Linked DNA regions of Homo sapiens: region 2 is linked to region 1. A link is a contact called in ENCODE Hi-C data. All regions are on one chromosome and are shown on one strand. The core of a region is the stretch at or near the end of the contact, and the rest is flanking DNA. Distances in the headings are between cores, read along the strand shown.

Region 1 (5,266 bases), core at 1,740-4,239:
AGTACCTACTGCAGGTCAAATCCTGTGCCTGGGGATAACAGTGTAACACATTTGAGATCTTTTCCTGTCCACTGAAATGCCTGAGCAGTAGCAGTATTTCAGTAAACACGACAATGCTGAGAATATCACCAAATTCTCCAGACTTGCTGAAGTGTTCCTTTGGGATCCTGGTTCCCAAAAAGTATGGACATAGGTCCCTGCTGGTGGCCCCAGGTTCCAGGCCATCAGTAAGGTTGGGGGCTGCAGACTGGACCACTGCACCGTGGAGCAGAGGCAAGTACCCAGGGAGAAGACTGAGCGATGCCTCTGTAGGGGAAGGGATGGGGGAAGGTAGCCAGGGGATCAAGCCAGGCCAGGGTTTGAGCCTTGCCTTGCCTTAGCAGGGTCTGTTGAGGTCACCACCTGTCTGCACTAAGGGTCTAACTACAGGCAAGACCAGATGTTAAGACAGAGGGCTGCAACTTCCAGGTGTGCAACTAGGGGACGGGGTACTTGTTCCCTTTTCCCTTCCTCAACCAGAGGGGAGTGAACACAGAGGAGGGGCTGTTGGGAGCAGTCCCCACATCCTCTCCACTCTGTCTAGCTGGCCCTGGGGGAGGAGGAGAATTTTTAATAAAATATAAGGAAGTTGAAGTTGAAAATGGACCAGACTATGCCTTAGAAACTGGCATGGGGCTGTTGTAATAATACATGACTGAGAAGTCAGGAGATCTGACCAAAATGTTTTTAAGAAAGCCTTCTGGCCAGACGCGGTGGCTCACGCCTGTAATCCCAGCACTTTGGGAGGCCGAGGAGGACGGAGCACGAGGTCAGGAGATCGAGACCATCCTGGTTAACACGGTGAAACCCCGTCTCTACTAAAAATACAAAACATTTAACCGAGCGTGGTGGCGGGCGCCTGTAGTCCCAGCTACTCAGGAGGCTGGGGCAGGAGAATGGCATGAACCTGGGAGGCGGAGCTTGCAGTGAGCCGAGGTCGCGCCACTGCACTCCAGCCTGGGTGACAGAGCGCGACTCCACCTCAAAAAGAAAAAAGAAAGCCTGCTGCAGTCCAGGCATGGTGTTTCACGCCTGTAATCCCAGCACTTTGGGAGGCCGAGGCAGGCGGATCACTTGAGGTCAGAAGTTCGAGACCAGCCTGACCAGCATGGAGAAACCCTGTCTCTACTAAAAAAACAAAAATTAGCCAGGCGTGGTGGCAGGCACCTGTAATCCCAGCTACTCAGGAAGCTGAGGCAGGAGAATTGCTTGAACTCAGGAGGCAGAGGTTGCACTGAGCCAAGATCATGCCATTGCACCCCAGCCTGGGCCACAGAGTGAGACTGTTGCCGGGTGGAGTGGCTCACACCTGTAATCCCAGCACCTTCGGAGGCCAAGGCAGGCAGATCACTTGAGGTCAGGAGTTCGAGACCAGTCTGACCCACATGGTAAAACCCCGTCTCTACTAAAAATACAAAAATTAGTCAGGCATGGTGATGCTGGCCTGTAATCATAGCTACTCGGGAGGCTTGAGGCAGGAGAATTGCTTGAACCCAGGAGGCGGAGGTTGCAGTAAGCCAAGATCGCACCACTGCACTCCAGGCTGGACGACAGTGAGACTCCGTTCCAAAAAAAAGAAAAAAGAAAAGAAAGCCAGCTGCCCAGCAGAATTGGGGAAAGCCGAGTCAGTTGAAGCAGACAATACCCCTATGGGAGGCAGAAGAATGCACCCCCCTACCAAGATATCCACATCCTAACCCCTCCAAACCTGTATGTTGCCTTAAGTGGCAAAGGGGACTTTGCACATGTGGCTATGTGAAGGATCCTGAGCTGGAGAGATTAGCCTGGATTATCCAGGTGGATCCCATATAATCACAGGGCTCCTTAGAAGGGAGAAGACGCTGTGACCATGGAGGCAGAGGTCGGATTGAGACAGCCAAGGATCACAGGCACCTCTCCAGCCGGGAAAAGCAAGGAACACACTACCCTGGCGCCTCCAGAAGGCACAGCCCCACCCACACCTTGATTCTGGCCCTGTAGGACCCATCTGAGACTTCTGGCCTCCAGGGCTGTAAGATAACACATTTGTGTTAAGCCACTAGGTTTGTGGTGATCTGTTAACAGCGGCATGAGGAAACTAACACAACCCCAAGGAGGTGAGCCTCTCCCCACAGCCCCGACTCAACCGGAAGGGAGAGGTGTGCAGAAGACGGCTTTGCAGGATGTTTGGGACAAATGGTCTCTGGGGGAAGACAGAAGCTAACAGAACTGATTCGACTGTGTGAACAGGGTGCTGGGAGGGCCCACAGGGGAGGGACTTCAGAGCTGGGCCTGCGCCTGCGGGGCCGTACGAGTTGGCCCGGAGCAAGGCGGCCCAGGACAGGCAGGGGCTGCACGCGGTAAGGCTCCCTCTTGCCAGTACCATCCCATGAGCAGCCTCAGAGCCCTCGACCAAGGGAAGTTCTGAGGGCTGAGAGGTTGCTCATTCGTCAGAGCGTGCTGCCCACCCTCCACCCCTGCATGGCAGAAACTGTGCAGGGGACGAGGCCAAGGAATCAGGAGACCCAGAGGCAGGGGTGGCCCGGAGACGGTGGGATGGAGCAGAAGCTCCCCGAAAGGGGTTGGCGGGGTGGATTCGCCCCGCTCCAGCCGGCGGAGGAAGGAAGTGGTTCCCCCGCCCACCCTTCCCTTAGGCTGGCCCGGGGCAGGATTTTTGTGATCCGCGATTCGCTCCCACGGGCGGGACCTTTGTAACTGCGGGAGGCCCAGGACAGGCCCACCCTGCGGGGCGGGAGGCAGCCGGGGTGAGGGAGGTAGGGACGAACGGGTGGACTGACCACAGGCAGGGACAAGGGGACTAAGACCCGGGCCGAGGCCTAGAAGCCCGCCGACCGTTGGGGGTCTGCGGGCTGTGGGGGCGGGGACGGGGGCGGGGGCGGCCCGGGCGGGGGCGGGGCCTGGTACGGTACGGGGCGGGACGGGCTGGGCCGGACCTGCTCTGAGGCTCCCAGTCGCAGCGGTGACCGCGGGCGGGTGGGGCGCCGGGTAAGTGCTCGGGCCGGGCGGGGGGCGTACCCCGTTTGGCGTGCAGCCCTTTCTACAAGACCCCCAGTGCCCGATCCTTCCGAGAAGAGGGGACCCCCCCCCGCATCTCCGCTGTCCAGGCCTCGCCGTGGAGCCCCAGCAGGACCCCAGCCCTCGGTTGCCCTCGGCTCTGGCGTGTCCCGGCGCGGGCGGGCAGTGCTTCCCCTCGGCAGGGACTGGAGTCCAGGGGAGGGGAACGCGGGAGACGCTGGCCCTAGTGACCCCCCGATCCCGGAGAGTTGGTGGTGCGCGCCGCCCTGGGCCAGGTGCCTTCAGTTCTTCACACTCCGCGCAGCAGCCACAGGTGACCATCGTCGTCTCCCTCTTAACAGGTGAAGAAACCAAGACGCAGAGAGGCCAAGCCCCTTGCCTTGGGTCACACAGCCAAAGGAGGCAGAGCCAGAACTCACAACCAGGTCTGTGTCCCCTAAGTCCTCGGATGCATCGTCCCTGCCCCGCTGCCCTCCCGGGAGATTGTAGGAGAGAAGCAGGGGCAGAGGCAGTGCTGGATGTCCCGGGAGAAGGCTGCAATGAGCAGGCCCAGCCATCCCTGAAGGAGGAGCCCCGGGGAAGCAAACTCTTCCCTAGAAACACTTTAAAAGCACCCACCTGTTGGAGACAGAGATGCTGAGGAACAAGAGTGATTGGGGCCAGGGTAAACGCCAAGACAGAGAGGGGAGAGCAGTTCCTCAGTGGAACTCCCTCCAACATTGCCCCCACCACTTTTACCAGTGCTGGGTGTGGGGGATCTTGCAGGCTCAGCTTCGTGACTTGGCCTGTCTCTGCCTCAGTTTCCGCATCTGTCCCATGAGGTTAAGCATGTACCTACCTCGCAGGATTGCTGAGAAGATGATATAAGATGCTTGGTGTACAGGCTTAGCCCCTGGCACCAGGTTACTACCAAAAGTTCATGGTTCCAGTGCTTCCTCCACCCTCCGTCCTGCCCCTCTGAGAGTACTTCTCTGTCCTGGGCACCTTTAACTTCAGGTTGTTCAGGGCTATCTGAGATCTGCAGGATTTCCGGACAGCCCCACCAGCAACTAGGAGCTGCTTGAGTAAGACCAAGGTGAGGGGGTGGCAACTTCTCTGGCTGACTCCCCAGAGGGAAAGGCTGATAAGGGCAGGGTTTTGAAAATCTCTGGGCTGAGGCTTGCACAAGGTCCAGAGCTGCTCTGTGGCCCCTGCCCTCCCCGACACAGGTTTAGCAAGAAGGAGAAAGCCAGAGTGTTCTTGTCCCCAGACTTGATCCTTTGCTAGTCATTGGGGCTTGGGCCCTGGGAGCTGTCATCCACCACCCCGCTCCTCGTCCCTTCCCCACAGTCTAGGCTAGCGACAAGTTCTAACCCAAAGCATATCCTGAATCCGGCCACCCCTCCACCCCCTACTTCCACCCTGAGACCAGGCCGCCAGCATCTCTTGCCGCCTCATCACGCTGGACCCCTCACTTCCATCCAAATCCCCAGCATCGCCTGCCAAGCCCTCTCCATGATCAGGCCCTGTGTGATTATTCTCAATTTTTCTCTCTGGCCACTGTCCTGTCCACTGCTGTCCCCAGCCGCCACCTCCTAAGTACTCCGCTCTCTCAGGGGCTGTGCACAGCACACGTGTTCTTCCTTTTCCCGGGAATGCTCTTCTCTGCAATCTGTGACATACTCCCTTGTAATTCAGGGCACACCATAAATGTCGAGTTGTCCCTGACCACCCCACTTAAGGAGACCCCGCCTGCTCCCTGGCCCCTTACTCTGGCTGGCTGGCTTCCCAGTGCTTAGCTGGGGGGGGGGGGTGTGGTCTGTCTTGTATATTTCCTTGCTTCCTTGTTTGTCTCCCCAGGTAACATGTCAGTCTACCAGGATCGTGATCTTGCCCTTTCCTCTTCACCTTGGATTTCCCAGAACCTGGGAAATCAGTGCCTGGCACCTAGGAATGGCTCAGATAGTTTTGTACAGTTGCAGGCAATGTGTCAGCCATCAGCCTATTTTTCTTCTCACTGCTTGACAGCATTTTTTCTCCCGTTTCTACATAGACTTCAGAATTATCCCTCCCAAGAGCCCACTGCCTTCCTCAGCTTTTCCCTAAAGTAGGGCTTGGGGGTTGAGGGCCACTTCCAGGTTTTAGCCATACTATTCAACTTAGCTATAAATATCATTGTCCATATTGTGCATGTTTTTGGCTATCAAATGGCTTCTTGGAGATACAGTTTCCT
Region 2 (5,266 bases), core at 1,633-4,132, 1.1 Mb before region 1:
TGTATGCACCATCCCTCTTCCCTGCTGAGTCAGCAATAAGGCCACACTGCAAACAGCCCAGGGGGCTCTAAGAGGTCCAGTTCCAGCACGGCGCCACCAGAGTAGAATGCTCTGTGGTCCTTGGAAAGGGTTAAATGAGATCTGAACGTACTCAGAATGATAACCCAGGTACATTGTTCAGTGAGACGGCGAGCTTCAGAATATAAGTGGTTGCATCTCATTTATGTTAAAAAAAAAAAAAAGTCTGGTGTGCTTGCATTCTCTCTCTCTCTCTCTTGCTGCAGGCACTTGTAAATGCAAACAAAATGTCTACAAGAGACACACCCACCTGTTCACAGTGCTCTTGGAGGGAGTAAAATGGGGTATCCAGAGAGGTTTATTTATTTATTTATTTTTTAAGAGATGGGTTCTTGCTCCATTGCCCAGGCTGGAGTGCAGTGGCACAATCATAGTTCACTGCAGCCTTACATCTAATCTCAAGCGATCTTCCCACCTTGGCATCCCAAAGTGCTGGAATTACAGGCATGAATCACCTTGACTGACCATGTCCAGAGAGTTGTAAGTCAGTCCTCTGCAATTTTATACAGTGGGCATGTGTTACTTTAATGATCTCAAAAAGTCTGATAAAGAAAAGCAGCCACAGGGAATTGACTCGGCTCCTCCAGCCTACACCCACAGAGTAAATCTGGAGAACAGGATGTGTTACCTATGGGCCTGGGTGCATATCTGGACCCAGCTGCCTCATCTGCATGTGATAAAGGATAAAGATTTTAATCAGATCCTGTGGCCAGAAGGGTTCCTAGGGCGATGGCTGTTCCTTGAGGACATTTCTGAGACAGGGTCTTGTTCTGTTGCTCAGACTAAGTGTAGTGGCCCAATCATAGCTCACTGCAGCCTCGAACTCCTAGGCTCAAGTGATCCTCCCACCTCGGCCTCCCATATAGCTGGGACTACAGGCATGTGCCACCGCACCTGACTAATTTACTTTTTTAGTAGAGACTAGACACAGGGTCTTGCTATGTTGCCCAGGCTGGTCTCGAAATCCTAGGCTCAAGGGATCATCCCACCTCAGCCTCCCATATAGCTGGGACTACAGGCATGTGCCACCGCACCTAACTAATTTACTTTTTTAGTAGAGACTAGAGACAGGGTCTTGCTATGTTGCCCAGGCTGGTCTCGAAATCCTAGGCTCAACGGATCATCCCACCTCGGCCTCCCAAAATGCTGGGATTTACAGGCATGAGCTACTGCACCTGGCCTCTGCTAGATCTTTTGATGCTCAAGTCTTCCAAGCATGAACTTGCACAGGCTGCCAAGGGAGCCATAGCTGCTGCCTTTTTAGCTTGTGTTATGCAAAAGATTTTATTTTATCCTTTTAAAAATTCCCTTGCAAATGACCTTTGTAACATCCCCTAAAATCACACGCATGTGCCTTTACCCATCACCTATATCCAGATTTGCAGCCACACTCAGGGCCAGACCAGCAGGTGTGCTGTTGAAAGCAGCTGGCTAGGAGCCAGCTCTACAGCATCCCAAATCAGCAATAGTCCCAGAGGATCGGTGGTCCCTTTGTTCCCACCCAGAGTCACAACATACCATGGAATGTTCTGGTTAGGGGCTTACTCCTGGAAGTTCAGCTGTGAACCCCAACTATGCCACTGACTTTGGTCTTTAGGTGAGTCACTAAACCTCTTTGTGACTCAGTCTCTTCATCTGTAAAATGGAGAATTACAGTCCCTTCCTACTGAGGCTGTTGTAAAAATTACCTTAAATTGCAAAACAGGTAGACGCTTAGAACAGTGCTGCACAAAGGCTGTGCAGACAGGACAGGAGCTGTGATTAACTATGAAGTGACTGGTTGATGAGGGCCTGTGTGAACCTAACCCTCAGAGCGCCTTTCCATTTATAGGAGAAAAAGCTTAAGTCAGAGAAGGCAGCCAACATGCACTGGCACAAACAAAACAAACTCTTTCATAACCAATTTCAGCCTCTGTGAAGTCTAGAACTTTAACCAAACTCAAAGATCAAAACAAAAAATATTCCAAAGTATTACTGATTGAGCAATCAATAAATGGACCACAGGAATCAGTTTTATCCTGGAAAGCTCCTCCTTGGTTTGGTCGAAGCCGGCGTTGGAAGCCGCAGACACCCCTTGGGGTCGGCCCCCTGGGGCCGAAGGTCCTCCAGGATTCCCTACTCCCAGCAATGGAAGCAGCCGAGCGTGGCCTCGCCCATGGTGAACTGGAGAACGTGGCTGCAAATCACCTCTTTCCTGGTTTTTCCTTTTGAACTCCTTGGATGAGGGCATGAGTCAGGGGGTAAAGGGGATGACTAAGGAAAAGACAGGAAAGTTCCTGCAAAGAGGGACTTGGTCGCGTCTTCTGAGTGGGTGAGGGTGGGGACCCTGCGGAGACCCGAAAGCAAGGACCATGGGGAGAACGGAACCCCGAGAGTTGGCCCTGGAAAACAGACCGAGGCTGGGCGAAGACGGAGAGGGGGCCCAAGTCACGGGGAAATGGGACGGGGACTGTCAGAGGCGGCGAAGGGGCTAAAATGCTTGCAGGAGAGGAGGGGGCAGATGTGCTTCCAGGTCAGCCTCTGCAAACCCCTCGAGCCCCAGATGAGTACACTAAGGCCCACGGCGGCGCGGGGCCTTCCTAGGGGCCTGCGGGGGACTCGGGCCGGAAAACAAAGCGCGAGCCCGGCCGGTGGGCTCACCTGGTTGCAGAAGACCTCGGGCTGCTGGTTGGGGGCAGGCACGGCCTGGGTGGCGGCGGCTGACAAGAGGCGGCGGCCCAGGCGGGGCCCGAAGCGGGCGGCAGCGCGCAACATCGCAGCGGGCTAGCGGACAGCGAGCGGACCGAGAGCAGAGCTAGGGTCTCAGGGCCACTGAGCCGACCCCGCTCCCCGCCCCGCGCGGCAGCCAATGGAAAGGCGGGGGCGGGCCGGGGGCGGGGCTGCCTCTACCATTCCTCGGGATGGGGCGCGCAGCTGATGCAAGCGAAGCGGGTGGCGCTAGGTACCCCCGGCCCGTGGCTGCCCCCTGGCTCGCGCGACGCCTCCGCGCCCGCCACCGCCCTCCGCCTGTGCGGAAAGACCCGGCCCCGCGAACGCAGCTCGCCTTGGTTGAGCCCCCAATGTGTGCCTTTGACCCCAATGTGAACAGGCCCGAGCCAGGGCGACCCTGACCTTCCCGGCTGATGCTCCAGGTGAAGAGACCGGCCGTAAACCCAAAAGCGAGATCATTTCGGAGGTGAAGGAGATGAACGAGGTGACATGGATGGGGCAGACGGCACTGCTTTTATAAGTACCATGGTCAGGAAATGACAAGTGAGACCTGAATGATGACAGGGAACAGCAAGGGCAAAGGCCAGGAGATGAGACCACCTGGCACGTGTTAGAGAAATGGAAAGAATGAATGGAGCCCAGTTAACAAGGAGAGAGGCGGCCAGGGCAAGGGCAGGGACGGTCTTGGAAGCAGCGGTTCAGAGTTTAGAACAGGATGATTTGCATGATTTGCTTATTCTTTTTTTTTTTTTTTTTTTTGAGACGGAGTCTCACTGTGTCGCCTAGGCTGGAGTGCAGTGGCACGATCTCGGCTCACTGCAAGCTCTGCCTCCCGGGTTCACACCAGTCTCCTGCCTCCGCCTCCGGAGTAGCTGGGACCACAGGCGCCTGCCACCACGCCCGGCTAATTTTTTGTATTTTCAGTAGAGACGGGGTTTCACCGTGTTAGCCAGGATGGTCTCGATCTCCTCACCTCATGATCCGCCTGCCTCGGCCTCCCAAAGTGCTGGGATTACAGGCGTGAGCCACCGCGCCCGGCGGTGGGACTCTGATTTCAACACCAGATTCCACCAAAGTCGCCCTGGGGGCTCAGCACCATTCCACACAAACCAGAGGAAGAAAAGGCATGGGGGTGGCCCATGGGAGGTTTCTGTGGGCTGAGCCTGCTCGCCTGGCTGGATTTCAATCACACAACCATGCCTCCATGCAAAAGAGTCTGGGAAATGAGTGGCCCCTGTGCCAGGAAGAAGGGAAATAGGTTTGGAGATCAGCTGCAGAGATAATCTGATAACCAAGACTCCCTTCCTTCTCTGAATTCAGCCATGCAGGCCCCACTTCCCCTTCCCAATGGCGCCTTGCTTTTTTTTTTTAGATGGGGTTTCACTCTTGTTGCCCAGGCTGGCACCATGTGGGCTCACTGCAACTTCCACCTCCCAGGTTCTAGCGATTCTCCTGTCTCAGCCTCCCAAGTGGCTGGGATTACAGGCGCATGCCACCACACTTGGTTAATTTTTGTATTTTTAGTAGAGATGGGGTTTCATCATATTGGTCAAGCTGGTCTCGAACTCCTGACCTTAGGTGATCCGCCCACCTCGGCCTCCCAAAGTTCTGGGATTACAGGCATGAGCCACCGTGCCAGGTACTTTTTTTCCCTTAATACTGTGTGTGGAGATCGTTTTGTCACAGCACACAAGGACTATGTCCCCATTCTCTTCAACAGTTTCATGGTATTCCTCTGGATACATGAGGTAGTTTTATTTCATGAATTTCCTATGATGGACATTTAGGTTGTTTCCAATCTTTTGCCACTACAAACAATGCCACAATGTATGCTCTTGATTTGCTTAAGAAATTAATAGAAATGAGGCTGGCACCATGACTCGTGCCTGTAATCTCAGCACTCTGGGGGGGAAGCTGAGGCGGGTAGATCACTTGAGGTGAGGAGTTCGAGACCAGCCTGGCCAACATGGTGAAACCCCATCTCTACTAAACACACACACACACACACACACACACACACACACACACACACACACACACACACAATTAGCCAGGAATGGTCGCAGTGCCTGTAATCCCAGCTACTCCAGAAGGTGAGGCAGGAGATTGCTTGAATCTGGGAGACAGAGGTTGCAGTGAGCCAAGAGCTGAGATCGTGCCACTGAACTCCAGCCTGGGTGATAGAGTGAGACTACGTCTCAAAAAAAAAAAAAAAAGAAAAAAAAAAAGAAAAAAAAAAGAAAGAAAAGAAAAGAAAGAAATTAGTAGAAATGGAACAAAGAATATTTACAATTTAAATACAGATATATTACCCTCCAAAGAAGTTTAATTTATGCCCCACTACCTGTCATGTCTGAGTTTCCTTACACCCTCACCAGTAGAAGTTTCAGGATTTTTTTTTTAGCTTTGCTAATCTGAGAGACGAAAAAGTGGCATTTCACTACCACATTAATTTGCTTCTCTTTTACGAGTGAGCTTG

What was found. Hi-C counts contacts between places; a loop is a spot of excess contacts on that map. Pooled maps may share reads with other maps.
Region 2: a map with no recorded cell type shows a loop between it and region 1 (3-fold over the local background). The contact joins the promoter of ALDH2 here to the promoter of HVCN1 in region 1. A Hi-C loop is called at or near these places in 2 of 37 single-sample maps with no recorded cell type and 2 of 50 pooled maps.

The regions. Positions count from the first base shown.
Region 1 is chr12:110,686,838-110,692,103 of GRCh38, reverse strand. It overlaps HVCN1 (hydrogen voltage gated channel 1), which reads left to right and starts at 2,989. Exons shown (of 8, transcript NM_032369.4): 1 at 2,989-3,024; 2 at 3,396-3,479. RefSeq lists enhancers at 1,269-1,418, 1,949-2,058, 2,179-2,228, 3,479-3,528, 4,091-4,919 and silencers at 2,669-2,738, 2,799-3,298.
Region 2 is chr12:111,764,549-111,769,814 of GRCh38, reverse strand. ALDH2 (aldehyde dehydrogenase 2 family member) reads right to left here and starts at 2,882. Exons shown (of 13, transcript NM_000690.4): 1 at 2,719-2,882. The coding sequence starts at 2,832. RefSeq lists a silencer at 2,875-3,194 and an enhancer at 2,654-3,423.